Linked DNA regions of Homo sapiens: all the other regions are linked to region 1. A link is a loop called in an ENCODE intact Hi-C map of the cell type or tissue named here. Cell type or tissue: IMR-90. All regions are shown on one strand. Each heading gives the region's core, and the rest is flanking DNA. Links, peaks and the distances in the headings are about the cores only. Region 1 has its middle 4.2 kb from the start of DIRC3-AS1. Region 2 has its middle 120 kb from the start of DIRC3-AS1. Region 3 overlaps DIRC3 (disrupted in renal carcinoma 3). Region 4 has its middle 180 kb from the start of DIRC3-AS1.

The links. Peaks named below come from ENCODE experiments on the same cell type or tissue, not always from the same donor. Only the 100,000 strongest peaks of a DNase experiment are listed, where the experiment ranks them.
Region 2: a loop joins it to region 1, with 3 times the contacts of the local background. A loop is called at or near these places in 6 of 110 quality-filtered maps.
Region 3: a loop joins it to region 1, with 6 times the contacts of the local background. A loop is called at or near these places in 4 of 110 quality-filtered maps.
Region 4: it touches region 1 in a loop (4-fold over the local background); 3 of 110 quality-filtered maps call a loop at or near these places.

Annotation. Positions count from the first base shown.
Region 1 is chr2:217,274,614-217,282,399 of GRCh38, reverse strand. No RefSeq gene overlaps it. Among named protein-coding and RNA genes, the nearest start is that of DIRC3-AS1, 4.2 kb to the left of the region's middle. In IMR-90, for the core only: no CTCF peak of the experiment used is centred there; DNase peaks (open chromatin) are centred at 2,629, 3,139 and 4,529; H3K4me3 peaks cover 928 bases; H3K27ac peaks cover 4,304 bases.
Region 2 is chr2:217,162,447-217,170,232 of GRCh38, reverse strand. No RefSeq gene overlaps it. Among named protein-coding and RNA genes, the nearest start is that of DIRC3-AS1, 120 kb to the left of the region's middle. In IMR-90, for the core only: a CTCF peak has its summit at 3,807 (motif pointing right); a DNase peak (open chromatin) is centred at 3,802; H3K27ac peaks cover 1,890 bases.
Region 3 is chr2:217,507,238-217,515,023 of GRCh38, reverse strand. All of the region lies in intron 2 of DIRC3 (disrupted in renal carcinoma 3), which reads left to right. Among named protein-coding and RNA genes, the nearest start is that of DIRC3-AS1, 230 kb to the right of the region's middle. RefSeq lists a silencer at 4,069-4,158. In IMR-90, for the core only: a CTCF peak has its summit at 4,089 (motif pointing right); a DNase peak (open chromatin) is centred at 4,113; H3K27ac peaks cover 2,907 bases.
Region 4 is chr2:217,102,787-217,110,572 of GRCh38, reverse strand. No RefSeq gene overlaps it. Among named protein-coding and RNA genes, the nearest start is that of DIRC3-AS1, 180 kb to the left of the region's middle. RefSeq lists an enhancer at 4,008-5,207. In IMR-90, for the core only: a CTCF peak has its summit at 3,697; DNase peaks (open chromatin) are centred at 3,752, 4,632 and 6,622; H3K27ac peaks cover 4,035 bases.

The sequences.
Region 1 (7,786 bases), core at 1,541-6,540:
TTTTTGTAAGTTTGTTTTGTTTTGTTTTGTTTGACATGGAGTCTCACTCTGTTGCCAGGCTGGAGTGCAGTGGTGCAAACTCAGCTCACTGCAACCTCCGACTCCGAGGTTCAAGTGATTCTCCTGCCTCAGCCTCCCGAGTAGCTGGGACTACAGGTGCCTGCCACCACGCCCAGCTAGTTTTTGTATTTTTAGTAGAGATGGGGTTTCACCATGTTGGCCAGGGTGGTCTCCATCTCTTGACCTCATGATCCCGCCTGCCTCGGCCTCCCAAAGTGCTGGGATTACAGGCATGAGCCACCGCCGCTGGCCTATTTTTGTAACTTTTAGAGGCCAATATGCATGGGAGTTTGCCTTCTCTTGCTGCCCTTAGGTCTTCTGCCACCAAAGCATGGGAAGAAAGTTAAGCTGGCTTACTGGAGAATAAGAGACACAAAGTCCTATGTCCCACATTACCCTGACTGACAACTAAGCAATTGCTAGACTGTGTGAGTGGGACCATCCTAAGTCATCCAGCCCCCTGCAGACTCTCCAGCTGTCTGCAAATGCATAAGCAAGTGGGGGAATGATCAGTTGAGAAGTCCTAAACCAGAAGAACTACTCAGCTGACCCAAAGGATTGTCAATTAAATAAACAGTGATTGATTTAACCCATCAGTTTTTGGGGAAGGTTGTTAACCAGCCAAAACTAACGGATGCAGTGTCCTATGTGTTCATGTCCTGAATGAATGAGAGATGATATATGTAAGGAAGAGGCCAAGAACCATCCACCAGCAGGATTCTTCTTTCAGCAGAGAAGATGGTTTTGCATGGAGTTATCCCCACCCTCTCCCTTGGCGCTTCCTTTCTGGGGAAGAGTGAAATTTGTGACCCCTGAAAGGAGACTGCTGGCTGGGTGTGGTGGGAGACCGGGATATGACCTGGCCTCATTAACACCATGCACCCTAACTAGCTGGGCCAATCAGTCTGTCTCTGTCCTCCTGGAAACTCTTACCACCCACTGTCTCCCAGACTACAGCACCCCACCCACCAATCCTCCCTTCGAAACAAAGATGCATGCAAGCACGTAGTGGAAATGCCGGGCCAGAAGCCTGCCTCCAAGACTCTGTTGGGGTTCCAGGAGGCAGAAATGCCAAGTTGGATTCACAGGTGCCAGGAAGGCCTTACTCCTGGGCACAACAGACTGCCATAAGGTGGCTCCAGGAAGAGAAACTCCACGTAGTCCTTCAGAAACTCATTCTCACCTTTCCAATCCTTTCTATGAAAAAGGTTCTTATTCATGTTACTTTAACCTATTTTCTTTCTTTCTTTTTTTTTTTTTTTTTTGAGATAGAGTCTCGCTCTGTCCCCAGACTGGAGTACAGTGGCACGATCTCAGCTCACTGCAACCTCTGACTCCCTGGTTCAAGTGATTCTCCTGCCTCAGCCTCCTGAGTAGCTGGAATTACAGGCATGTGCCACCACGCCCAGCTAATTTTTGTATTTTTAGTAGAGACAGGGTTTCACCATGTTGGTCAGGATGGTCTCGATCTCCTGACCTCAAGATCTCCCTGCCTTGGCCTCCCAAAGTGCTGGGATTACAGGCATGAGCCACCATGCCTGGCCTACCCATTTTCTTTATCTCAATTCCAGGCCATATCAAGTGCCAATTTTATTAGCATTTAATATTTCAAAGACAAGGATGTCTTGTTTGGAAGACACCATTCAAACCCTCCAGTCCTCTTCTTTGTAACAGCATATGAGGGTAAGAAGAGAACAAAAAATTATGTCCTCAGGTAGGTCAGTTTTACATGGTTTTTGATTCACTGTTGCACATTCCATCTATGTCTACCTTTGTTTTTTGAAGACTCCCCAGCTCCTGGGCCCTTAAGAAAACAATATATATCAGGATGGGTTTGGCAACCCTTCCAGAACCACCTTTTCTGCCCTAATATACTTATGCCTCTTTACATTTGTTTTCAGCTCTTTGGTCCTGAACACTCTCCTGCCAATGGCCCTTTTGGCATTATCGACTTCAGCTTTCTAATCTGGTTTTATTCTCTGTTTATCTCTCTGATTTTAGCATTTCCACTTGAACCAGATGAGAACTCCTGCTCCAAAATCAGTGTCCTAGCCTATTATTAATGTCCTCATTTCTACCATTAGATAATCTTTGCTTTAAGTGAGGAGCCAGAAAACTTTTTCTATAAAGATCCAAATAGTAAATATTTTAGTCTTAACAGGCCACATATAGTCTTCATCGCATGTTCTTTCTTCTTTTCTTTTTTAACATTTAACATATAAACATCATTCTTTGCTTGAGAATTGTGCATAAGCAGGTGTGGGCTAGGTTTGGCTTGCAGGCTCATGGCTTGCCTTTAAATCAGAGTCTACTCTTTAAAACACAATTCCTTTAAAGCAGAGTCTATTCTTAAAACACAAATATTCCTGGAAATAGTGAATAACCAGCAACTCAGTATGAATTAGTTCATTCTCCTTTCTAGTTCCAACTGGATGGAACAAGGTTTTAAAGAAGGGATGGGGGAGATAAGGATTTTTCAGGCCATTCCAATTGTACAGTCAACAGGAAGAATAAAACTCCTGGGAGCTTTGGACAAGGAGGAGGAGAGAAAAAGGGTCTGAGTCACAGTGCTCTACCATGTGTTAATGGCTGTGGCCAGGATGATATTCAAAATATTTAACAGCTGGTAAAGCATGTGCATGACCAAATCAGAAGGACAGCAAGTAGCCTTTGTGCTGGATCAGGGACTGGAGGTTTCTGCTGTACCACACATTAATGCTTTTGTTGCTGGATCTTGGGGCAATCCAGATGCAAGCTGGGTACAGGGCTGGAAAGTGAGTGGTCGTGTTTATTACAAGGCCTAAAATTTCATGTGCTGCCTTGACGTGTTTTAGCTTCACAGGACCCAAAAAGGCCTAACTGTGAATTCTCCTGGTCTTGTAACATATACCCCTTCACTCACCTCTCATGTAGACCAGCTGCACACCACGTGGCCTTCAACCTAGTGAATTTTAGTTCCCTGCAAGCCTACAAAAGTATTCAGACAAACCAACTACTTCCTCCAGTGGGAATCAGGGGGCACTTCACCCTCTTGTTACTGCAGAGTCGGCCTCCTACAGCCTCTGCTTGCTCACTCTATTCCCAAGTGCAATCTCCATGTGGCCCTGCAAGGCATTTGGCATCCTCCTCCTGTGAGCTGTGAGTAAATGTGACTACTAAACTGCTGTTAATCTCATCTGTCCATTGTTGGGTATCATGTTCAGCCATCTCATTCTGTGTAGGGTGGGGAATCTCTCCCTCACAAATGGGGTGAACAAGAAGTGATCAAAATGGGGTGTCACCCTGGGTTTTTGAAGCAGTGACTATTTACCAACCAGTAAAGAAGTAGTTCGGTCTTTTAACAATCAGCACATCTGTATTTGAACCAGTATGGTTGTGATGTGATTAGATCATTCATCAGGGTGGATCCCTTCTGAATGGCCTAGTACCATCCCTTTGGTGATAACTGAGTTGTGGCTCTGAGTTCATGCAAGATCTGGTTGTTGTTTAAAAGAGCATGGAACACTTGCCCTCTGACTCCACCCCTGCTTTTGCCATGTGATGCACCTGCACCCCCTTCACCTTCCACCATGATTTTAAACTTCTGGGGGCCCTCACCAGAAAAAGATGCTGGCACCATGCTTCCTATACAGCCTGTGGAACCATGAGCCAATTAAATCTCTTTTCTTTATAAATCACCCAGCCTCAGGTATCCCTTTATAGCCATACAAACAGATTAGCACAGAGCCCAGTAATTTATTCCTTATAGAGATGTCTAGAACAGTGCACTTTTAAACAAATGTGGTAGCCTCCCTAGTTCATTCTGTCCAGGCCACCGCTAAAGCATTGGGATCCGTTCAGCATTCCTAACTGAAGAGTGACAGTTTCCAATCCAAGAAATTTAGAGGAGAGGAGTAGCAGGAACTCCAAATCACATCACAACCATACTGGTTCAAAGAGCAAACTTGTCAAGTGCTTGGCTTCTAGCCCCACTCAGGAGTAATTATTTCAGTAAAAACAAATGGAACTTGCAAATAAAAGACATTGATATCATCATCATGATTAGTAACATTTTCAGATGTACTCACATTAACTCCTTGACATTGTTGTCGACTCTGAGGTAGGCGATGCAATTTTTATTTTTATTAACACACCAGCATCCTGCATTGTGTTACTGTGCCAAGTCACACATCAGAAAGATTCTGACTCCAGGTCTCCCATTAGGTGAATGTCCTCTTTCAACGAGGAAAAGCATCATCCCTGCTGGATGGACCTCTCTTTTTTAAACCAGCAGTCTGCTCAGTTTTAGTGAAATGCAGGGGTTTATACTGAAAGCAGGTGCTGAATTCCAAGTGAAGGCAGACATTGTCAACAGTGCTCTGACTAAGAGCTGGACAATGTGAAGCCTGTCCCAGGCTTTGGCACTAACCAGCTGTGGACACGTCATGCCTCTCACTGTAAAATGAAGAGTCTGCAAAGGATGACGTCTGAGGTGCCTTCCAGCCCTGCCATCCCGAGGTTATGATGGTGTGATGGGGTCAGGGCTGGTCCTGACTTCCCTTCCCAGTCAGCTGGTGAACGGGATGTGAGCTCACAGGGAGGAACACACAGGAAGGCTTTGGGTGGAGTGTGCCTTCTAACATACATTAGAATACAGAATAATCTCACATCTTCCCATAAGTTGTAGTGAGTCACCAGGGCGAGCTGTGGAGCATTTTTCTCTGGTGTCTTCCAAACTGTAGACTATTTCCCACATTTAAGACCTGTGAAAAAATAAAATAAAATAATTTATGTATACACCATGTGGGAAAAGCTGGGTGAAATAGGCACTGCCCACCCACCACTTACGGAAATGTATGCTGGAGCCATCTCATTGAAGGGCAATTGTCAACATCCATCAAAAGGACAAGCACATATTCCTCTGACTCCGCAATTCCTCATTACGATGGACTAAATGTTTACATTGCTTCATAACTCATGTGTTAAAATCCTAACCCCCAGGGTGATGGTGTTAGGAGCTAGGGACTCTGGGAGGTGATTGGGGGCTCTGAGCGAGGAGCCCTAGTGATTTGGATTAGTGCCCTTAATAAAAGAGGCCCCAGGGAGAGTGTCACCCCTCCACCACCTGAGGATACGGCAAGAAGGTTTACCAAACCCTGAATATGCTGGTGCATTGATCTTGAACTTCCCAGCCTCTAGAATTCTGAGGAATACATTTCTATTGTTTACAAGCCACTCAGTTTATGATATTTTGTTACATCAGCCCTAATGGATTAAGACACTCATCCTGGAAATTATCTGACATTATACCAACATACAAATTATGTCACTCAAATAAATGACTGGATAAATAAATAAATGGGGGAGAAAAGACAAATCTCTTATGCAAAAAGTTTTCAAATAATTTGTGCAGTTATTCTTAAGGAGATAGAGCATAAATCCCACTTCTGAAGTGTAGACTGTACCTAGTGCCTTCCTTCCAAAGAGTGTGCAAAGAGAGAAAAAAAAGTAACTTCATAGTGAAGAAACCTAGCAAACACCTTCAGTCAGGTGATCAAGGTTAATATCCAGTGGTAAGTCATACTGACAGCATGTACCTTTGATACGAAAAATGGCAGTTTACCTCTGTGTGAACCCATAACCTTAGTCTAACGGTGTGAAAACCTCAGGACAATCCCAGCCAAGGAGCATTCTACAAAATACCTGACAGCATTCCTCAAATTTGTCAAGGTCATCAAAAACAAGGAAAATCTGATAAACTGTTAGAGCCGAGAGACTCCTAAGGAGACGCAACAACTAAATGAACTGTAGTGTTGTGGAAGTAATCTTGCAACAGGAAAATGACATGAGGTAAATACAAAGAACATCTGAGTAAAGTACAAACTTTCATTAAATATAATGTGTCAATATTGGCTTATTAATTGCAACAAATGCACCTTACTAATGTTAAGCTATTATTATTAGAGGAACGTGGTGTGTGTGTGTGTGTGTGTGTGTGTAGGGGGTTAATAGGAACTCTCTATTCTACTTTTGCAATTTTTTATAAATTTAAAGCTATTCTAAAACAGAAGGTTTACTTAAAACAAAAGCCAGTGTAGAGCAATATGCTTTGCATATTCGCTCTTGTATTTTTTAAAAGGAATAATAAGAGACAGAAAATAAACCTCTCTGGAAAAAATACGCAAAACTAGAAAGGAACTGAATACATAAGGCTTTTTACAGTATTCCCTTTTGTATATTCTGAATATTATTCTGTGGGGATATATTATCTATTGTGTAAAAGTTACATGTGAAAATTAATAAAGATCTCAATTAAAAAACCATCCCTTATACTGGCACAAAGAGAGAGGTAATGACCTCAGAGACTCCGTACAGACTCAGGGTTGTGAACCTAACTGTGGTACTCCAATCCAGTGGACTCTCACAGATGAGAGGGTAACTAGGAAGATGTGTCCATATGGCAGGTGCTTTACGCAAAAGAAAATCAGCACAGAGAGTAAGTTGTCAGAAAAGGTCACAGAGCTTCAGAGCTTTCATGAGATCAAGACATATAGGCCTGAGCATCTGGAGAAGGGAGTTGAGGGACCAGAGGGAAGGAGCAAGGTGAGATTTAAAACAACCAGACTACAGCCAGTGCAGCTGGTCCAGATGGTCCCTACCTGTTCAAGCTTCCTCAGGCTCCTGTCCCCAGGAAGGGATGTGATGAGAGTGTTAATTGAAAATAAGGACTTGGATGCAGAAAAAGAAAATGCCTCAAACCTTTGCTCAGTCCTTAACCCAGGGGGCTGTGAGAGGCATTAAGGGAGTTTCATGGGCTTCTTTTGTTTATTGTTTTATATGTACAGAAAGATTTCTATTCCTTTTGTATTACTATTCTTTCTGTTGAACTAGTTTTCCATTTTATGTGCTCCAGCCTAAGAAGCCCTAGTTTGGAGAATTCTGCAGACAGTCATATTCCTTTCACTATCCACACCGTATATTTGGGCCCTGATTAATTAAGTACTCAACTACATCTGTGCACTTTCCTGCATTGTTCTCTAGAGAAAGCAAAGTGTGAGTCTGGTGCCCTAGACATAATCAACAAACTCCTTGGGGAGGAAGCGTGTCTTGTACATCTCGTACATCCTGCAGCCAGCTCAGGGGTGGGTTAACAACTATTTCATTATTCTAGATCAACCTCTTCTCGGTCGGTTCCCCAACTTCTGTGTTAATGTTGTATCTTATAGCTGAGCAGAGCACACAATTTATTGTCCCCAAACAGGACATTGAAAATGAAAGTGTGATGGTATTAATAATACTGTAGGACATCAGGCATAAACTCGGATTGTCCTAGGACAAACCAGAATGTAGGTCGAGCCCATGTGTAACATTTACTGTGCCCAGGGGAGGAGTACAAAAGGAGGCCCATCTATCACGTCTAAATATGTAAAAGCTCTATAGGAAGCTAAGGAAGTATTAAATAAATATGTACTGTCCTCCTGCCACAATATGGTGGCTTGTGGTAAGCTGGCTGTAGTCCCAGCCTCCGGCCCCATGATCCTGGGTTACCCCCTCTCTTTTTCCTCCCCAGGCATCTTCCCACGTCATGGAGGGCCTGGCAGGCTCATGTGTAGACAAACTGGCTCACATTCCAAGCTCTGTTTTGGCTCCCCTGAAATAGCTGCTCCATGGCCACCCACTGAGTGGGAGGCAGGGTCCTTCCTTGGGAAAGGAATTTTGGGGTACCATGTACCCAGAATATAGTCTA
Region 2 (7,786 bases), core at 1,013-6,012, 110 kb after region 1:
GACTTCATGACTAAAACATCAAAAGCAATGGCAACAAAAGCCAAAATTGACAAATGGGATCTAATTAAACTAAAGAGCTTCTGCACAGCAAAAGAAACTATCATCAGAGTGAACGGGTAACCTACAGAATGGGAAAAAATTTTTGCAATTTATCCATCTGACAAAGGGATAATATCCAGAATCTACAAAGAACTCAAACAAATTTACAAGAAAAAAACAACCCCATCAAAAAGTGGTCAAAGGTATGAACAGACACATCTCAAAAGAAGACATTTATGCAGCCAACAAACATATGAAAAAAGCTGATCATCACTGGTCATTAGAGAAATGCAAATCAAAACCACAATGAGATACCATCTCACACCAGTTAGAATGGCAATCATTAAAATGTCAGGAAACAACAGATGCTGGAGAAGATGTGGAGAAATAGGAACGCTTTTACACTGTTGGTGGGAGTGTAAACTAGTTCAACCATTGTGGAAGACAGTGTGGCGATTCCTCAAGGATCTAGAACTAGAAATACCATTTGACCCAGCCATCCCATTACTGGGTATATACCCAAAGGATTATAAATCATTCTACTAAAAAGACACATGCACACATATGTTTATTGCAGCACTATTCACAATAGCAAAGACTTGGAACCAACCCAAATGCCCATCAATGATAGACTGGATAAAGAAAATGTGGCACATATACACCATGGAATACTATGCAGCCATAAAAAAAGGATGAGTTCATGTCTTTTGCAGGGACATGGATGAAGCTGGAAACCATCATTCTCAGCAAACTAACACAAGAACAGAAAACCAAACATGGCGTGTTCTCACTCATAAGTGGGAGATGAACAATCAGAACACGTGGACACAGGGAGGAGAACATCACACACCAGGGCCTGTCAGGGGCTGGGGGGCTGGGGGAGGGATAGCATTAGGAGAAATACCTAATATAGGTGACAGGTTGATGGGTGCAGCAAACCACCATGGCACATGTATACCTATGTAACAAACCTGCACATTCTACACATGTACCTCAGAAGTTAAAGTATACATATATGTAAAGAAAACCCTTAAAAAAAAGAAAGAAAAGAGAAGAGGGTTAAGAGTGAAAAGACCTGGGTAAGAGTCCTATAGGCCACAACACAGACGAGTGCTCTTGAACAAGTCACTTTCCTCTTGAGGCCTCAGTTTTTACATGGTAAATGAGGTGGAAAGGGAGAGGGGGCAATTCATGATCTCCAAGGTCCTTTTCTGCTCTAAAATTTTGCGTTCCAGAGCTGTGCAGCAAGAAGCAGTTAAACGCTGGACTCTTTCCCCAGAACAGCCTTCGGGTATTTTGCTCATTAAAGAGATTAGCTGTCCATTTGCAGGGATGTCTCTCCAATGAGGTAGGGACAAAATAGCCCAACACAGTTTTAGTTTAGATTCACTTTATGAAGTACATATCTAATTCCCTGGCAAGCTAAGTCAAGCACGTCTTCTCATGTGTTTTAAGAACCAAGGCATTTGGCTGAGACTGAGAGCAAATGCCTCTTATTAATGTGTGACAAATCCATATGGGGAAAAACAGTGTTTCTTCTTTCCCATATGGCACAGCTGAGTAAGGCTGGCTTTTCTGGCCTTGAAATGGTTCCATGGACCAGGTGGGTGGTTTATTTCACAGGCTGGTGACAATCCAGTGTGTCTCTCCCACAGAGATGGGAAGGGGCAAGAATTCTTCTGTTGTAGCCCAGGGCTGTCAGCAAGGCTGTGACATAGGCCATTGGCCCTTCTGCCAAGATGAAGGGCAGTGGAACTACTGTGAGGAAGAACAGGAGGAAATCTCAAACCACTTTGGATCCTGGACCTGAACTTTTCTTGAACCCCAAGACCTTTAAAGTTTTAGCCTCATAAGGACAAATCAGCTTTCTCTCTGGAAAACTCTCAAACCACTCCCCACCTCAGTCTCAATGTAATAGGAGTGATGAAGCCACTGGAAGAAAGGGAGAACATGGGGGAGGCAGTTATCTCACCCACCTTCCACCTTCAGGTCCAAAGGCTGAAGACCCAATGGCTTCTGGTTTTAACTTGGTTTTGGACCTCTGCAAGACATGGTGGATTCACTGTTTCCCCTCTAAGGTTTACGGTACAGATTTTTCAAAAAGCATAGAGAAGATTGTATTGACTAAATATGAAAAATAACCAAAACAATAGCAGCAATTGAAATCCAATCAACCCATACCTGTAACATCATTCTACCTCTTTAAAAGAGCAAGAAATTATCCTGGACAGAAGCATAAGTCATCTCCTCTGTCCTGCAGCTTAGGCTGATGTGAACTAAGAGACAGTGGCTTTCATTGTCCCTGCAACTTGGGGTGACAAAACTAAGTTCTTATGTTTCATTAATAACCTCCTGAAATTCAGTCTTTGACTCTTTTTTTTTTGCTGTGCTATGAATGAATAACTGCTTTAATAAATATGTATGAACATACTCATCATATGTCATATAACCAGAATCAAGCAAATATGCATATTTTTCCAGTGTGTAATTGGCCATTATACACAATTAGACATCAATGTGAAAGGCTTGCTGAAAATGAAAAGCAGTTAAGTGACAAAATGTCAGGTTTTGAAGAAAATGTCAAAAGTCCTATTACAATCTAGAAAATCAAAACCAGATAGGTTATAAAAATGGGTTTGGGTAAACATACACCTGTATACACACACACACACACACACACACACACACACACACACACACACAATTTGATTTCCTAGAAATGGAGATGGTAGTTATGAACTTGCAATGTTCATATGGGAAAGTTTCATATTAAACATTAGAGAAGACTTTTTTAAACTTTTAGATTTGGGGGTACATGTGCAGGTTTGTTATATAGGTAAACTCATGTCATAGGGATTTGTTGTACAGATTATTTTGTCACCCAGGTACTATGCCTAGTACCCAACAGTTATTTTTTTCTGCTCCTTACGACTGCTTAGCTGTGGGACTTAATTGACTAGTCAAAGGAAGCTGTGCTTTTTCTTAAATACATTTGTAGACTAAAAATCTAAAACATCTTTATTAAAATCTTAGATTTTTAATAAAAATCAAAATCTTAGATTCTAAAAATCTAAGATTTTTATCAAAGATCAATTAGTCCATGGGAGAAACTTCTCTTTAAAATGTCTATTTCAAAAATTAATACATCCCTGCTAAACTGTTTCAGTGCAATGAGAAGTTTATTCCTAGACATGTTTCAGGGTTCTACAATTGCAGTCACTAAAAAGTTCTTCCTTATATCTAACCAATATCTACAACCTTAATGTGTGTCTCTCTGGAGCCATGTAGGATACTTGATTTGGTCACATTACAGATCTTCAAACTTTTGAGATCACTTGATATATTCCTTATAATTCTCTTGCCTTCAAATTAAACATATCAAATTATTTGAAATCATGTCATTGGAGAAATTGTTGAATGAATAAGTTTAAGAGTGAATGGAAAAACTGGGAGGTATCGCCAATTTGGCAAAGGAATTTCAATTAACATTTATTTGTCATATGCTATGTATCCACAGTATAGTAAGTTCTAAAGGTCTCTATTAAACTCCAGTACCCTGATCTCCACATTCCAAAGTGTTTTTCTTAGCTCAGAGTAGAACATGTCTCCCATCACTGACTGTGCTTTGCAGGAGGTGGGTAGTGTTACTAAGGGAGAGAAGGCAGGACGTAACTTCACAGTGGTCTTCTCAAACTCGTGATTCTACAAATAGCTCTAATTCTACAAAATAGCTCAAGACTCTTAGTTTGAAAGCCACAAGAGGGCACTAGACTACTACATGGACCTAGCTCTACTTAGGGCCCAAAGCACAGAGCAAGGGTCAGTATTGACATTAGTGATGGCCACATCAGTTGCATGTCCTACATCTGTGTCTGAAACACAGTATGCAATCATGGAGGATGTGCAAAGCTATTGGCTATGAAACATGTTCAAATGCTAAGCTTGAGTTATGCTAAATACAGTAGAATCCACATGCAATTTGAAAAAAAAAAAAAGTAAAAAGGAGTAAGGTCCACCCCCAAAGTTCTAAGAAAAGCAAGGTGGTTCTTTAAGCTGTGAGTTCTGAAAACAATATGGACAACATAGTGATAGTCAGGGGAACAGCAGGAGTTAGAAAAACAGGAGCCTTCCACTTCTACTTTTGGAAAGCCTGACATCTGACGAGGCTCATATTGGCCACAAGATTCCCTCCAGACCATGAGATTTACACTGGGCATCACCCAAGGTATTCATTCTCTCTGCTCCTGAAGTGCTCCGTACTTTACAAGGTTTCAGGAACACTAGTCTCAGGCTAATGAAAGCATACTTAAAAACTTCTCAAAAATACAGATTGAGTCTATGTAATCACCACACCATTTGAGAAAGGCAAAAATTTAGTCAATTAAGTTATATGTTAGTCTGAATAAAATCAACAAACAGATTATTTGGGTCAATGAAGAAGTATCTTACGCAATTCCAAAACAGCCAATCAAATTCACTCAGACAAATATGAATCAACACAAGGAAAAACAATCAGTCAAGAATGCTGCTTTGGATCATGAAAATCAAACCCTAAACTGAAGGCTTGAGTTTTTAACTTTTCAATAGTTATGTTTAATATTGTATAGAAGATGACTCCTTTGTTATCATAACTGTGCATGGGATATACTTTTTCCCTAAAGATGATAGACAGATAGAGAAATTGATAGACAGACAGACAGACAGAATAATTCAGATTGAGTGTCATATAAATGACTTACCTAATTGGTTAAACCAGAGGTTCTTGCTGCAGCAGGAAAGATAGGAGAAGGTCATTTTTCTGAGGCAAGGTTTAGCTCTTTGGAGACAATGAACACCTGGGTGGTTTCCTACAGAGCCAGTTGAAATCATTAAGAAAGATGGTCTTTTCTTTCTAGTTTCTTATTAATTTACCTACATTCTGAGTTCTGGATCCATGACCTGCATTTGTTTTTAAATTTTCTTTTTAAAAATAAAATATATATTATATATTCATGAGGTATAAAGTGATTCTCTCTCTCTCTCTCGATGGGATCTCACTATGTTGCCCAGGCTGAACTTTCATTTCTGGGCTCAAGCAATCCTCCTGCTTCAGCCTCCTGAGTAATTGGGAATACAGGAGTGCACCACTGCACCCAGCTTGAAATGTGATGTTTTGATATATGTTTACATTGCATGGCCTCTGTTATTGTACTATGTCAGAACCTTTCTAACTTTGATCATTTTACTTCCATTATCCTTGTCACGTTTGACCCAGCCATTGCTCTGAGACTCTGTCCTTCCCTCGTGGAACAATGAGAGCTCTCACCTTTTGGTTCTGATTCCATCCCAACCCTTCTCCCCAGGAGTCTTGCTTTTTCTGGAATTGATCTATTTATAACATTGCCTCAGTTTTTAGGTTCTTCTCAGTGTCAGCTATGTTGAGTCTGTTAAAGATATCTTGGCTATTTGACTTGGTTTTCATCAAGTTCCTTGGCTTCTACCTTTTAAATGACATTTTTTTTTCACATAATTGTTATTTTTCTGGGCTCTGGCCACTGATTTCTCCATATTCTCTATTTCTTGACTCTTTCATTAGCTTAACAGCATAACTTCCATCTTCACTCCCCCAGTTCTGTTTTCAGAGATCTACTTTTAATGGCTAAGCCCAGCCCAAATTGACAGTGTCCATCCTCTTTGCAAGCCTTGGGCCCTCCCTCACTACCCCCAGCACAGACTTCATCTTCTAGGACAGTCCCCAGTGCTACAGGGGAGGTGAGTTCAAGAGAAAGTGCCCCAGGATCTTCTTAGCATTATTTTCCCCACAGTGGGACTTTGAAGCTGCCTTTCTAGCCTGCCTTCCAGCTGTTAGCAAACACACACTTTTTAAAATTAGGAAATGAACATGATAGTTCTACTCCCAGCCAGGAGCTCATCTAGTATGCTCCAGGAAAAGGATGATTAATGGAGCTAAGGCTTTATGTCTAAGCCAGGGGATGGCAGCTTGTGGGGAATAACTGAGCCACACCAGCCCGCCACAGCCTCAGATCAGGTGAACTGCACATGGCGTTAGGCCCACTGGAGGCCCTTAAAGTTAGCCAGTGGCCTGGCAGAAAGTGCACACACAATAAGTGCCTGGTGGACACACATGGCCCAAAGGAACGGGGCAGTTTTTCAATTCTTCGGTTTATATAGAGAACCAACCTACACAACCTTGGCCTTCAGAATCTTGCCAGCAGTTAGAGTATCCAGACTGGCTGTCCAGACCACCTAAATTACATGGATAAAAGCAAAAGATTTCCTTCACTGAATACCACGTGGACTTGTTTCCAAGTCCTTTTTGGGTTTGAGGCCTTACTTGTAATCATCCCTCACAAGAGGGGGGAAAAATAAAAGAAAGAAAAATGTAGGGAATTTGAGTTCTACTTCACCAAGGGCTTAGGATGGAGAATAGGAAAGTTCTGCAGGATCTTGGCTGAGCAGTGGTTTTCTGCTTCTTTAAACGTCAAAATTAACCTGATTGAGTGAACTATTCAAAAAGCACATCCATCAATTTTTGTTTCATCTGAGGTTTGGAGTGCCAAGGACTTACAACATAAGGCCTCAGACCACTCTGGTTTAATGCCAGGGGATACTTAGGGGTTCCTGGGGATGGTAATTATGATCATAACCCTCTGCCTGCCAAACTCCTATGCACTACACCCAACCCAGATGCTACTCTTCCTGTGAGATCTTACCCAGATCCTCTCTGGTTCCTCTGTGGTCCTCTAACACTTGGTGTGGCTTCTTTGGCTTAACTGGACAAGTCACCACGTTAATTCATTTATTTTCCTTCATTAAAAAAATTGTTCACCCATGACCTCTGCAAAAATAAATAAATAAAATAGAAAGAAATGCGTAAAAACAAAACCTACCCTTTACTCTCTCCTCTCAGAAGAGAGAACCACCGTTTGTAATCAGCACAAGGAAAGTGGGAACACTAAAGAAATCACTATAAGATAGCAGCTGCCCTCAAAACTAAAACCAGTCACTTTAAAATACATGCTCCCGTGTGATCCCTGGATGAGGTTCTTTTCTCTTTAGTAAAACGGAGATTTTCAGGATTCAACCCGGAGAGGTAAAATCACTGAGCTTATAAATGAGGAAACTGGAATCAAAGACCTGAATTTTTGTCTTTTCCTTTTTCCCACCATGTTGTGTCCCAGTGTGCCCCAGCATCCTTAGAGACAAAGGCCTGGAGGAAGCACAAAGAGACTTCTATTTTCATCTTTTGGTTCTAGCAAGATGAGGATCAGCAGGCAGGCAGACACACTTGGGAATAATGGCTCTGCTCTCTCAACCGAGCCCCCGCCCCAGTGCCTTCATCCCCACTTTGGGGTGACCTCGGCAGAACAAGCTCTCTCTGTAATGATCACTTCGTCAGCAGGGGCTGTGTATTTAGTAGCAGGAAATATAAGCTTTTGTGGTCAGTGTGACGTCACCCCACCCACTAAACAGGCCTTTATAATTTGACCACAAAAAGGCTTGAAAGGGATAGACACATACACGCAGGGAAGGAGGCGATAGGACTGTCAACAGTTGTCTGTGTAGTGAAAGGAGCATTGTGTCTTCCAAATGTTTCCCGAAAGCCTGATGTTTGGTCTGCTGTAGACAAAACATCTGGATGATATATGGCGATTTCTCTTTGTATTTGAGTGCCCCAACTCATCTCCTTCCTTTCTCCTCTCTCTTTTCTACCTCTCGTTTTCTCTTTTCCTCATTCCCTTCATCC
Region 3 (7,786 bases), core at 1,209-6,208, 230 kb before region 1:
TGTTTGCTGGGGATGTTTAATTGCTTTTGCAGTTTTCACTTTTTTTCCCTCTTCTAAACAGCTATCTTTATCCATGAGGGTGATAATGAGCCATGGGGAACAGTAATATCTATATTTTCCCCTTTTCCTTTAATAACATTTACTGAATTATTCATTATTAATGGTTAGTAATTCATTGTTGAATTATTAACATGTATTGAATTATATTTATTAATTTATTCACTCAACAGTAATCACTGAATATTTATTGAGCATCTTTTATGTGCTAGGGATGGTGCTAAAAGCTCAATGTCTATTACCACATTTCATCCTCAAAGTCACTCTAAGGTGTAGCTACTCTTTGTATCTCTAATTTACAGACAAGGACACTTGGAGAAGTGCTCTAACTGCCCAGGTTGCACCCAAGTTAAACCTGGATTTGAGTCTTATTTCTGCCATTTCTTTGCCTGGTACTTGATTTGATGATTATGTTGTACTAGCTCTCCTACTTGAGTTAAAATTAGCTCTAAGGTCATAAATGGGCTTAAGGACTTCTCTAAGATGATCATTTGCAGACTGGATACAATGTTTTGCAATGGCTATATTATCTCTCTTTCTGCAAGGACCTTCCTGCTGTTCTAATCCTCACATGGAAACTACCATGCCCATCTTCAACTGAGCCAGTTAGTATTTCTTTAGGGCAGGATAACATTTTGGGCCACAAGAAGTTATCAGAAACAGTTCACTCCAAGGTTACATAGAGCACATTAAGCATATTACTTCCAAAGGTGGACTATTTTTGTTATTTTTATCTATTAATTAATATCTATTAATCTATTAGTCTATAATTCAAAGCACTTTAAAAGCTATAAATCTTGATGCATCAAACATGACCAGGCTTGTGGTATATGATAACCATTCTGGATCCCAAATGTGGAGACATTAGAAAAGTGAAGCCAAGGCTGAGCATGGTGGCTCACGCCTGTAATCTCAGCACTTTGGGAGGCCGAGGCAGGCAGATCACGAGGTCATGAGTTCGGAACCAGCCTGGCCAACCTGGTGAAACCCTGTCTCTACTAAAAAAATACAAAAATTAGCCAGGCGTGGTGGTGTGCGCCTGTAATCCCCAGCTACTCAGGAGGCTGAGACAGGAGAATTGCTTGAACCTGAGAGGCGGAGGTTGCAGTGAGCTGAGATCGTGCCACTGTACTCCAGCCTGGGCGACAAAGCAAGACTCCGTCTCAAAAAAAAAAAAAAAAAGAAAAAGAAAAGTGAAGCCAAAAAAGTGATTCAAGGATACAGGAAATTTTACATTTCAGGTGTTCCCTGACATGGCCCCAGCCTACTCTCTGATGACAATATATCCTGCCACCTCACGATATGCATTCTTCATTACAGCCCAGCACACTCACTGTTTCTTAGAACATTGCACTTTGGAGTCTTTCTACCTCTATGCCTGCTCTGGGGCTCTGTATAATACCACCTTCTCAGTGGAACTGGATCTCTCCAGTTGGAATTAATTTCTTCTTTCACTGAGTTCCTCCCTGCATTTCTTATCACACTTGATACATTCCACTTGGTAAAGTAGCTATTTATCTATGTGACTTAGCTTAGCTGGGCTTAGATAGGGGATGCCAGTGAAGGAGTCTAAGCAGGAGAATAAAGGGTCAGGTTCGTGTCTGAATGTTTTTCTGTTTTCTTATACAAAGAGGTTGGCCAGGGAGACTTTGACAGAATCAAAAAGAGCCTTCTTGACCTCTAGGGGTGAAGCTGGGCTGGTGGAGAAAATGAAAGTAGATGAGGAAACTCTGCAATATTTTGGAGTGCTCAGGGGCTATGAAAGTCTATTCTTTTCTGCCTCTGGTTTCCCAATTCTTTCTCTAAGGATACTTTTCAGTTCAACAGATCTTCCTCTTTCCTCTGAGACTCTGCCTAATTGTGTGTGTGTGCGTGTGTATATGCATGTGTGTTTGTGTGTATGTATGGATGTGTGTATGCGTGTATGTGTATGCATGCATGTATGTGTGTATGCACGTATGTGTGTATGTGTGTAGTGTGTATGTGTATATGTATATGCATGTGTGTATGTGTGTGTATACATGGATGTTTGTATATGTGTGTGTATGCATGTGTATGTGTATGCATTTGTATGGCGTATGCATGTGTATGTGTGTATGCATGTGTGTGTACATGTATGTATGCATGTGTGCATGTGTGTGTTTGTGTGTATATGTGTGTATGTATGTATGTGTGTGTGTAGTGTGTATGTGTGTGTGTTTATGAATGTGTTTTTGGTTTTATGCTGATCTGCTATTGTTGTCGTCATTGCTGCCAGTATTCCGGATGCAGATGCAGAGAGATAGAGGATCTACAAGTGACAGTTGGATATAGTTTTCAAATGACTAGTGTTGAAGATTGGATCCTGATAAAGGAAGTTTATCTCTTCTTGGCTTCCTGAATGTCAGAGTCGTGGGAACCTGTGAGCAGGTGACTGAGGGGGCAGATTCATCTCCTGACCTTGACAGCTTTAAGAATAGGAGAATCTCCCTACCCACTCAATATTTGCATCTATTTATAACAGGCAAGAGTCATTTCAAAGCAAGGCAAGGGCATTGCCAGGATGACCTTTGGAGGGCCCTTTTGGGATGAATCATCTGTGATATTGCCTCTTCAGCCACTATGGATGGGGAGTATGTATCATTATTTTAGGCACATGAAAACTGAGAATGCTACATAAATTCACATTATTGAACAAGAGTGGTTATGGTGACCTTGAATATTTTCACATTTACCCTTGCAATTTCCCTGTTCCTTCCCTATTTTTATTTATTTAAAATTATGGTCTTCTCTAGGAATGGAGATGTTTTATGTTGTGGGGAGTGGTCTAGAGGCAGGACCCTGAGCCCAGAGGAGCATGGAGAAGAGGGGAGGAGGTAAGGGCAGTTGGCTTCTTTCTGAACTTGGTGAGGACTGTGTGTTCTAGAGGGAACATTTTGGCCTTGTGAAAAAATAAAACCCAACACAGACATGTGGCAGCTCCCAACTAAGCGCCCATCCCTTAGAGGGCTACCAATCGAATGAACAGAGACCCCAGTTCTCTTTGAAACAGCGAGAGAAACAAGTTTATATTTATTTACATGACACCAAGACTCAGTTAACACAGAACTTAATTTCTTTGTGATGCTGAGGCCTGAGTTGTAAGATGCAGGTTAATTTCTTTTGTGTGTATTCTATGGAGAAGAGAGTCATAATGCTAGAGGAACAGTCTAAAACACATGGAATATTACTGGAAAGACACTTACAGATAGCTTTCCATCAAGAGAGAAAACTGGCATCCAGAGAAGTTAAACGACTTGTCCAAGAGCGTATGGGGTGTTAGTAGGAAAACTGGCCTGGAAGCTGGGAGACCTGAGTCTAGTGAAGCTTTATTGGTAATCCTAAACTGTAGTTTATCTTATATTCAAAACAGCTTTAAGAATTTCCTGAGTCTATAACTTAACTTCCAGATTCCAGATTCTCCCTCTCTCTGTCTATATATACATATATGCACACACACAAATACATATACACACATACAATAAAACATACAATATACACACACAATATAACTGAGATAGAATACTCCAAACTTCAAATTACCTACAGATAAGGGAGTAAACTCCCAGGCTCAAGGTGGTCTCCAGAGCAAGTGCTGGAGCAAAGACTCAGCCTGAAGATTGTTTGGAAAAGGAGAACGGTGCCTGGGGGCATTAGTGTCCAAAACCACAGACAAAATAACCTCCAGAAAGAGAACTTCGCACCTGACTGAGAAATAGCTTGAACAACTCACAGGCCAGGTAGCCTGAGGGCGCTGCTTCAGGATGCGAATGAAAGGGAGGGTTTGACTGCCCATGGGGCTGGGCTGGCCTGTGGAAAGGGCACTATTTCTGGAGGAGAGGGGGCCGCTTGGCAGCAGGGCTTCAGAGGCGTCTGAGTGGAGGGGAAGAACGAAGAAAGAGTGTCCTACCAAGCAAAAGTGGATCTCAAAGCTCAGAAGGCACACCAACCCCTCCCCCACAAAAGCTGCTGTCAGTGAAGAAACTACACTTTCCCATGCCAACAGAAGAGGGTGCTCTTGAACTAAGAAACATGGTCAGTCATCAAACGCCATGACTGCGCCTATCTACAACTGTATATTTAAACATCTAAAAATGAATAGAAAATGGCAGACGACACTCATACAAGGCCAATAACTTAAAAAAAAAAAACAGGAATTAAAACATTCCAGCAGATGAAAATGCTTCTACCGAAATCAAATATGAGGTGGAAGAAAACTGTAACAGAACACCCACACTGAATTGAATATCCTAAAACAAGCATGTGAAGATAGAAAACAAAAACCTTAAATCAGAAGTTTTAAGCTTTATAAAAGAAATACGACCAAAAAACCCTATTATTTTGTGAAAAACCCTATTTTTCAGGAAAATGCGAAATAAGAATTGAGTGAACTCAGGAAAGATATGGAAGGAAAAGACAAAATCATCTTAAAAATAAAGGCCAAGTTATAAAGTACCCATGGAAAAAGAGATTTGACTGAAAATATGAAACAGTGAGGAAAGCCATGAAAAAAGGGAATAAAAATAAAATAAGGAACAAAGCAAAAGAGATCAGAGAGAAAATAATTGATAGAAGAAGGCCATTACAATAGAAAACCACTAGTATTTAAAACCACAGACTAAGAGAAATGTCTGAAATTAAAAGAAAACTTGAATCTGCATCTTTAAAGGCTCCTCAGTATCCCTGGGAAAATAAACCTGGAATGGTGAAGTCCAAGACATATACTAGGAAAATATTGTAATTTAAAGATAAAGAAAAAATTTTTCTAGATCTCCAGGCAAAAGTATCAAATCACTTACATAGGAAAGAAAATCGGACTTCTCATCTAAAGTAAAAGAATAACACAGTCACATCTTCAGGAAACTAAAGGAACTGTGGAATAGCTTTTATGTAGATGAGCTAAGCTTCAAGTATCAAGCGATTTTCTATGTGCAGAACCCCAGAGAACACTGCAATCACTATCCAACTTTAATGGTCCTACTATAGAAAAAACATCATTTAACCAAGATAGGACCTGGACCTGAAGAACTCTGGAAAATGGACTGTGTGAGCATTGAATATATTTCAATGTAAATCTGTAACTTAAACAAGGACAGAGTCATGGGGGGAAGAACAGTTCAACTGTTATATGTGGTGACAAAACTGAAGTGACCTATTGTTGCATAGACAATAGGTGGGAATGAAGAATATAATTTGAAGCAAATAAAACACTAAGTAGCAGAGTAAATGTGAGAAAAGAGACTAAGGGCATTATAATAGGTAGTGGCAAAAAGGTAAGCACTGCAACAAAGATATTAATCTTCCTAGATATCAAAAAATAAATATCACATGAAATAAACCACACTGAGAAAGAAAAATTATATACATAATTTTACACAGAATACAAGTTGAGACCATGTACATCAGTCATATTACTAAATTATATTTATTATATTATAATTTATTGATAAGCTTATTAATAAATTACATAAATCCCCAATTAAAAATATTTTCAAATTGACTCATACAGCAAAACTCAATTCTGTGAGATACATTTGAGACACACCTACAATAAAGTGATTCAGAAAGACTAAGAATAAAGAGGTATTCCAGACAAATGGAAACCGTAAAATAAAGACACTCAAATCTAATCAACATAATTCATAAGGTAGACATTATAGATATATATGAAACCTCCACTCTTGCTAATATTGGGAATATACTCTCTTCTTAAGCACAAATAGAATGTTCACAGAAATTGACCTCATGTTGAGTAACTGTCTTCCTCTAGGCTGCTATAGCAGAATATCAGAGACTGGGTGGCTTAGAAACAACAAAAGTTTACTTCTCACAGTTTTAGAGACTAAGAAGTCTAAGATCAAGGTGCCAGCAGATTTGGTGTCTGTTGAAGACCTACCTCCTCATTCATAGACAACACCTTCTTGCTGTGTCCTCACATAGTGACAGGGACTAGCTAGCTCTCTGGGGTCTCTTTTATAAGGGCACTAATCCCACTTATAAGGGTAGATATCTGATGGCCTGATCACCTCCCAAAGGCCCCACCTCCTAATGCCACCACCTTGGGAATTAGGATTTCAATTCAATGTGAATTTTAGGGGGACATAAGCATTCAGCCCATTGTAGTCACAAAGAAAGTTTTTGAGTGAGTTCCATGAAGTAGAAATTAATGAGAAAATTTAAAAACGTTCTTCTACTTGGAAATTAACATCTGTTAGATGACTATTGGGTGAAAAAGGATATACAAACTAAAATTGCAGAATTTCAAAAAACAATAATAGAATAAAAATATGCACATCTGATTTAATGAGAAATAAAGCAGTGATCTGAGGATAATCTGTGGGATTAAATATTTGAATCAATAAAAAATAATTACAATAAATAAATTTTATTCCCAACTTAAAAACCGAGAAAAATTACAAAGTAAATAAAAAGAAAGTATAAAGCAGGAAATAATAAGGATAAAAGAGGAAATTAATGTAATACAAAAGAGTAAAAAAAGAACTAATTAATGATTCGAAATGCTGGTTGATATGGTTTGGCTGTGTCCCCACCCAAATCTCATCTTGAATTGTAGTTCCCATAATCCCCTTGTGTTGTGGGAGGGACCTGGTGGAAGGTAATTGAATCATGGGGGCAGTTACCTCTATGCTGTTCTCATAGTAGTGAGTGAGTTCTCACGAGATCTGATGGTTGTATAAGTGGCTATTTTCTCCCTCTTCGTTCTGTACTTCTCCTTGCTGCCATCATGTGAAGAAGGATGTGTTTGCTTCCCCTTCCATCATGATTGTAAATTTCCTGAGGCCTCCCCAGCCCTGTGGAACTGTGAGTCAATGAAACCTCTTTTCATTTATAAATTACCCAGTCTCTGGTATGTCCTTATAGCACTATGAGAATGGACTAACACATGGGTTCTTTGGGGAAAAAAGGAAAAACAATATACTGATAACTAACCTAATCAAGAAAAAAAGGCAAAGAGCAAATATACAAAATAAGAAAAGACTAGAAGGAAATAATCATTATAAAAAGGAAAATAAATCACAGGTTGACTACTTTGCAAAACTCTATGTAAATACATTTGGAAACTATGAAATTGATTATACCATATGAAAATGTAATTTACCAAAACAGGTCCCATTTGATATAGAAAGCTTAAGCAGACCATTCTCCAGAGTAGAAAAAAAGTGAAGAAAGTTGTCAAAAATTATTCCACGTGGAAACACTGGACCAATATGGTTTCATAAGGGAATTCTATGAATCTTCAAAGATCACATAATCTCAAATAAATTGTTCCAAGGTATATAAAATGGAGAACTTCCAAATTCTCCATATAATGTTGCTATCAAATCCTAATAAAGATTAATATTAATGGTGATAACAATGATCATTATTATTGTAGGAATCTACAAGCCAATTACCTTTATAAATATAGATGCTAAAATTAGATTAAAAAACTAGCCAAAAGTTTCCAACACCATATTAATAAAACATCAATATCAAATTCCAGGAATGCAGACTTTAAATATGCAGAAATTAATTTATATAATTCACCTTATTAATAGATTTAAGGAGAAAAATCAAACAATTATCTCCATAGGTGCTGAAATGACCTTCAGTAATATTCAACACTCATTCCTGAAAAATGCACTCAATTAAATAGAAATAGAAAAAATGCACTCAAAAAGAAAGACTTCACGCAGTTTACATATGTGTA
Region 4 (7,786 bases), core at 1,811-6,810, 170 kb after region 1:
CAAATGGTAATTCTACTTTTAGTTATTTGAGAAATCTCCAGTGTTTGAAATTTTCACTGACTATCTGTTGTTGATAACAAAGATTGCAAACAGGAAGATGTTGAAATGTATCCCTTTAAAATAAGAGAACTGGACAAATAATGAGAGAGAGAGAGAGGAGATAATTATTTCTTGTTTATCTAAAATTCAAATTTAATTGGGCTTCCTGTGTCTTTATCTGCTAAATCTGGCAACCCTCATTACAGAAAGAAGCCTGTGTTCCAGCCCAGCTCATTTACTCAATAAACTTTTGTTAGCCTTGCTCTATTAGGTCCTGGGGGTAAAAACATTAAAAGACATAAACTTATCACTGAGGAACTCCTTACTGTCTTACTGCCTTACTGTGAGGTCTTGGAGAAGTTACTTAACTTCTCTGAAATCTATGCCTTCATCTATAACATGGGGATCATTTCAGTCCTACGCCAATTCAATGCACAAATGGAGCTCTGAGTGTGAAGGAATTTTGGTAAAGTCTAAGTTGTTATACAAAACCTATGTTTTAATCACTCTATTAAGCACCTTTGGAAACACTGAAACCAGGGAAGATTTGTGGGCTATGTCTCTTACTTCTGTACTAATAAATTCAATATTTTTGCCAAACTGCCCTACTCTAGGCAGCCAGCCTCCTCTTCATTCTCCTTCCTGAAGTTGCTCTCCCTATCTGAACCCCCTCCCTAGAAAGAGGCATGAGAGATTCAAAGCCATTGGTGGCAGCAGCTTGCACAGTCAGACCCACAGAGACAAGCAAACTCCTCCTTTGTGGAAGCACAAGTTCTCTGATGGGGAGAATTATAGGAACAGGTGGAATAGCATGATTACGTCTGTGATCCTCTCTAATGTCTCCCTTAGGGAGCCCTGAACTGCTCACTCCACATAGCTCAGGTGGTGCTGACATCTTGAGTTAGTATCCCAAGGCCGAAATGACCCCTCAAAGTCGTTGCATGTAAGCTCCAGATGGGACTGTGACAAAACATTGCAACAATCATGGTGGAAACGTGTCCTAATGTCTCTAGGGAGAGACAGACTCATGCACCCCCCCATCACCACCTCCACTCCCCTCCTTCTACCATGATGCTGATGAAGTCCTAGCTCTGCTAGTCAGAAGTTAGATGCTGACAACATTCTACTCCCAAAGAATTCAAAGTCCAGCTGGGGAGGTGGAACCCATGCTATGCTACCTAGTATTGTTTTTTGCTTTAATTATTTTTATGTACGCATGGCAACTGGCAAGTCGATCATTGCCTGACTTAGAAATCTAGGATGATGATTCTGATAGAAAGAAAAAAAAAACACCTGAAATTTTCTTAAGAGGCTTTGCAGAGTAAAGGATGTCGCTTCCCTTGATATTTCTTGTTCTGGTTAGAAAATCTTGATATAATTGGATTCTTTATTAAAGTTAACAAAAGTATTGCTAAAGCATCCATCATAAACATGGAATGAAAACGATTGATAATTATGTCACCACAAAATATCCAATGATGTGACTTCTAGTCACTGGAGATCTGGGAGCCATTCTCCAGCCCCTCCTTACCCAGGATCTGGCGAAAACCCTTGACCAGGGTAGCCATGGGAGGTCACTGCCACAACCACGAGGGACTTCTCTACTTCCAGACCCTGCTGCAGTGGGACCTATGTGTCACACTCTCACTCCTGTCCCCTGCTGTGTGCTGTAGGATGTGACTTTCTTCCTTGTGGGCCCTTATCTGCTCAGGCCTTGCTGATGCAATTGCTCACAGCTCACTAGAGACCAAGATATGTTTCAGTTGACTTCGCTATAAGGTTTTCTTCACTTGAGATACTTACTAAAACGCTTACTCTGTTAACAGGAATGGCTTCTGTTGGATGCCTGGGTCTCACAGGTCCCCATCCTCAGATCTCTGTGCTACATCTGTGCTCTGTGCATGAGAAGCAGGACAAGGCAAGTGGGTTATCCTCTGCCTGCTTTCTGCCTTTTCACTTTCCATGTAGCCAAACAAAATTAACTCTCTCTTACCTCTCTCTCTCATCATCATTTCAAAAGAAAATAACTCGACTGATTCACATCAAATTTGGGTGGATATTTGGGACAGTCTGCTAAAATACAAGCTATGTTAATAACATGAAGTTTGCTTTGGGAGGCCCTGGGGAACTGGGAGATACTGTGCAGTCATCTTCAGAGCAGGTTCCAAGGGCTATGAATTCATAGAGAAATTAAGAGGATATAAACAGAGAAAACAATGCTTTAAAATGTGAGTCACCAAAGAAAAGTCACAGCCCAGGTGCTGATTTACCCATTAGAGCAACTACCCACAGTGCTGGGAGGGGTGCATGTGTCTGTGTGTGTAACATTTATTATGCACCATATTTTAGGCACTGTATAAAGCATGTTATATGAATTGTATCTAAGGAAGTTATATTATTATCAGGCCTATTTTACAGATAGGGGCAAAAAGGTTCAGAGAAGGTAATAGCTGTGTGAGCTTAGAGCAAGTTACTTAGGTAGAAAGCTAAAATTGGAAGCCCTTGCAGTCTGACTACTTCAGAGTCACTTTTTGAAGTTTGTACTAAAAAATATTACATTATGCAGCTCCTCTGCAACCCATCAGATGCTGCCTCAGTGGCAGTGCTAACCAGTCCAGGCTTACATGCTGGAGTCCGTGTTAAATTAACATCACACAGACATTCATTGTCTCTCATCTATACTGTCTACTAAGCCAGGAACACGGGCAAACACTGGGGTGATGGCTCAATATCAGAAGCCTTCCTATCATCTGTAATCTGACCTGTAGGGAGAAACATTCCAAATACAAGGTAGGAGCAATTTTAGTAGAATGAAAAGAGGAACTTTCCTCCCTAGAGGTCTGAGTGACATCAGAATGAATAAGCAAGGGGGATCATATCATCTACTTTCTAGGGGAACTTTAAAAATAGCAGCAGCCTCTTTCTGTGGACATGGTGGTAATACTATATCTGGGCCACTTTTGTATGCAACCCATCAATTCAGGAAGTAAATGCAGTTTACATTTATACTGCACAAAGTCAAAGCAATTTGATAATTTTCAGCTTAACCAGTAAATTTCGATGGCAGATAATTCACATCCTAATCTGGATGGTAGAGCTCTAATTATTTAGTTTAGTTGTCTAGAGTGATCAACCCCAATGTAATGCCACAGTTGCTTTTCCACATTGTCCGAGGCAGTAGAAAGAACGGGGTGACAGCTTACTCATGCATTCATTCATTAGGCACCTTCTACTTTCTAGACATGATGGTAGGCACTGGAATTGCAGGATTAATAAGATGTGTTTCTCATCCTTGAGAAGCTTGCAGCTTAATGGGCTGGGTTCTAGTCCCGGCTGTAATCTGAATAGCTACATGTTCTGTACAGGCGACTTCAAATGACTTGACCTCTTTTCTGGCTCTCACCCCCAGTGTGATACCCGAGGAAATTATATTAAGACTCTTTGTTAGGAATGGGCCCCAGTTTACACTGCCATACACTATTGATGTCATCTGTCGACAAATCTTTGCTAGTATCTTCCATGTACCACATAGTGTGCTTTGCAGAGATAATTTGTCAAGGACATGACCCCTTTATGAAGATTATGGTCCTGTGGGAGAGAAGAACATTAAGGTGGAGAGTAAAATACTATGAGGCCTGCTGTTGCATTGTAGGGTAGACAGGAGGCGCTGTGGTAGGGCCAGGGAATAGTATCCTTGGAGCAAAACTAGGTTGGGTTTTAGAGATTAAGTGGCAGTTAGTCATCCGATTGCGGGAACAGGGGAAAAGATTCCAAGCAAAGGGAAGATCTGAGCAAAGATCAGGAGGCAAGAGGGAAGATTTGTGTTTTAGAGAATTACAACCAGGTTAATATTATTGAAGGTAGAGGTAGGGAAGAAAAGAAGAAGGTGGGAAGAGGAAGGCAGGCAGGGAAAGGGGGTGCAGGGTAGATGGGCAGAATGAGAGAGGAAAGGGAGGGGAGAGGAGAGGAAGGGAGGGAAGAGGAGGGAAGGGAGAAAATGGGAATATGGAAAGGATAGAGAGGCAAAATAGAAAGGAAAAATGGGGACCAGATTATAAAGAACTTTGTGACCCATGCTTAGGAGTTTGGACTTGAACTTGGGGAAATCAGAGGTCACAGAAGGCCTTAAACAACAGAAGAATGCTGAAGTTGGAAGTGAGTTTTACAGTACAACACGTGGAACACCTATTGCAGAGGAATCAGGAAGAGCAGGCCAGAGGTTGGTTGATCTGAGGCTTAATGAAAAGCCTTTCTTCCCTCCCTTCCTTCCTCCCTCCCTCCGTCCCTTCCTTCCTTCCTTCCTCCCATCCTTGCCTCTCTTCTCCCTTCCCCCTCTTTTTCTGTCCCCTCTCTCTCTTCTTCTGTCTTCCCTTTCTTCCGTTTTCCTCTACTCTCCTCTTCCTTTGGGTGTTGGGGAAGCCATGGAAACTTCTGAAGCTTGACAGGCAGGAAGGAATGCTGTGTGGATGCTCCATGGCTCTGAACCCAACAGAAGTGGTTTTGTGACTGTATAAGGAGCTGGTGACATCCATTCCTGCTGAAATTCCTCATGATTAAGACCAAGCTCCAGCCCATAAGAAGGCAGGGACTGCCGGGAAGTGACTCAGCAAGGGTGGCACAGATGATACCAGATTCTAAGAATCTAAACTATGTGGTTTGACGGAGCACCCTTGACTACTAAGCTGTTCTCTTCTTTCCTTCTGTGGCTTTGGCCTAGAAGAGGGTGTCAGGTTTGGTTATATCCATCCTCAAACTCTGTAGAATAGTTGTACAGGGCCCTATGAGCTCCCTGTAACCCTGTAACTCTAAGCCTAAAGGCCTGAGCTAAAGGCATAGTCAAGGTATTTACAATACAAAGCAAGGAGAACCAAGGGGGAGCTAAACACCACAGGCTTTACTTGAATAAATGAGGAGATCTCATTATACAATCTCCCTATATGAGTAAGAAAATTGAGTACCTGAATAATTAAAAGATAAGACCAGGAAGTATCAGTAAGGGTGAGCTTCATCTTGAAGTGATGGTCAAGAATGAAGGATCCCAGGCCAGACTGCCTTGGTTAGAATCCTGATTCCACCACTAATGAGGTGTGCAACTGGGGGGAAGTCATATCATCTCTCCATGCCTTGATTTCCCCATCTGTACAATGGGAATAATAATAGTCCCTATCTCACTGGGTTGCTGAAAGAATTAAATGAGTTAATACTTGAAAAGTACTTCAAAATAGCTCTTGGCACATAACAAATGTTTATAAAGTGTTTTGTTAAATGAACTGAAGAAAATCATCTTTCCCTTTTCAAATAAGTTGTGTAGGCCCTACACTGTAGGGTAACCTGGACATCTTTTCAGTTCTAGGTGAAGGAGGCCTGAAAATAGAGAGCTACATGTGCCCATGGGTAAATATTAATTGTGATCCAGCAGACAGATGTCTTTCTACTATTATGTCTTTGTAATAAAGAATCTGAACAAAGAAACTGAAGACAAAGAGAGAGATTTTTTCTTTAAACCCTTAGACCTCAGGCTGAAATTAATATGTTTAGATTAGCAGATAGTAATGCAATTTCTAAAAGTAAACTTGAGGGGAAAAATATCAAGAGACCTAGCATTGTGTGGTTAAGAGAAGAAAAAGTGAAATAAAAATAACTCCATACCCTCATGCAACCCCACACAGGCAGACAACATTATCCAGACAGGGGATAAGTCTGTCCCTGTGTCAACCCTTTAGAAGTTAAGGCTCTCTCCTAAGCTTGAGCCAACCCAGCCAGGTATCTCTCTGGCTTAGACTTCCATGATAGCTACAGGGAGCGGGATAAGTTGACACTTTTCCTTCAAGTTCTGCTCTGCTGTTCCTTCTAGGAAGACCAAATTCACAGCCAAGCTCCCTAAGATCTAGTCCAAAGCCTGAGCCAGCAGGAAACAATTCTTATTTCAGATTTCCAGCTACTGAAATGGTGTGTCTTCCCTAGGCTCTGTCTATAATCACTTCCTTTCCTCTTTCTCCCAGTATCTTCTCCTTGCTTCAGGATCCTTGGATTTTTTTTTTTTTTTTTTTTTTGAACTGTTGCTATTTGGGACCCAGTCTTTTGGTTTCTAGATGAACCAATTAGACAGTTGCAAGTATGCAGACTCATCAGTCCTTCTTATAACAATGTTATTGATGTCCTTGACATCACTGCCCCAAAGCCATTTGCATGACTCATAGAGATAGACGGCCATCAGGTGAGTGGATGAAAGAGAGAAAAAAACCAGAGGCCCTAAATCCAGCCCCTACTGCCATATACACACTTAGATCTCTCTCTCTCACACACACACACACACACACATGCACACGCTTCCCTCATTTTCTGGGTGTGTAAGCTTAGATAAGTGGGGAAAAAGTTTCTCAATTAAGTAGCTTTGATGAATAAAATGAGAAATTAATTACTAATCAATACTTGTACAGCACTTTATGTTTTATGATTGCTATTCATGCCCAGCAGCTATTAAGCAGCCCATTATAAAGGTGAGGATGTGAAGACAGATGACTTAGTAAAGAGCTGTGTGAAGGCAGGATGCTTTAGGGCTTGACATACCAAGCTGCTGATCCCATCTACAGGAAAAGAGCCCTTGGTATTCTTTACCCCAACTACTTAGGTCATGGTCTGGCAATTGCAAATAATTAAGCAAGATTCAAACCCCAGCCGTGAATAACAATACTGGCTTATAAAAGACAATAGGCAGATATTTTATTTTGCTTTTGTTTCAATGTCTGTCTGAACCACACGTACATGAATATATGCACACATACTACTTCTCATTTCAAATGATAATCTGAAGTGTTCAAGAGAGGTATGGGTACCACAAAACGAGGGTCTAAGGGTAAATAAATAACCTATTTTAAAACCCCAGTTGGAAAAAATTAGGTGTCAGATGAAATTCCAGTAAAATTTCCAGGGAAGTCTTATGATTTGTGGGCTGTACATTGAATAAAAGAATTCCTGATTGTGATGATTATTATACACCAAAATGACTCACTGAAGGAGGCTGAGGATCATTTATTAGAGAGTATTTTTTAATGAATTTTAAACAGAAGTTCTTTTCCCCCTTTACAGTTCTGCAATGAGGATTTCATTCTGCCTGGAAGTTGAGGGATGGATGATGTCAACTTTCAAGGTCTCTTAAACTTGAATTGAGTTTCCCTGTGTTACTCTAAGCATCAAAACAAGGTGTTATGGGCTGAATAATTGTGTCCCTCTAAAATTCCTTTGTTGAAATCCTAACCCCCAAGGTGACGGTATTAAAAGGAGGGGAATTTAAGAGGTGATTAGGTCAGGTCCTGAGGAGAGAGCCCTTATGAATGGGATGAATTTCCTTGTAAGAGACCCTGGAGAGTTCTCTCACCCTTTTTCCCTGTCATATGAGGACACAGTAAGAAGGTGGTTTTCTGCATGCCAGGAAGAGAGCCCTCACCAGAATCTGACCATACTGGCATCATGACCTCAGAATTCCAGCCTCCAGAACAGTGAGAAATAAATTTCTGTTGTTTATGAGCCACCCAGCATGTAGTATTTTGCTAAAGCAACCCAAAGGAACTAAGACAAGAGGTAGAACTGTTCTTATTATAAATGGAGCTGATAATGGAGTACAAAGTCTCAGTTGGTGATGAACCAATGAGTATAGTGTATGTAAAATTCTTGACATGATATCTATCATATAGATGTATTCTGTTTATATTAGCTTTTAATAATCATAATGGTGAAGATAAAACCA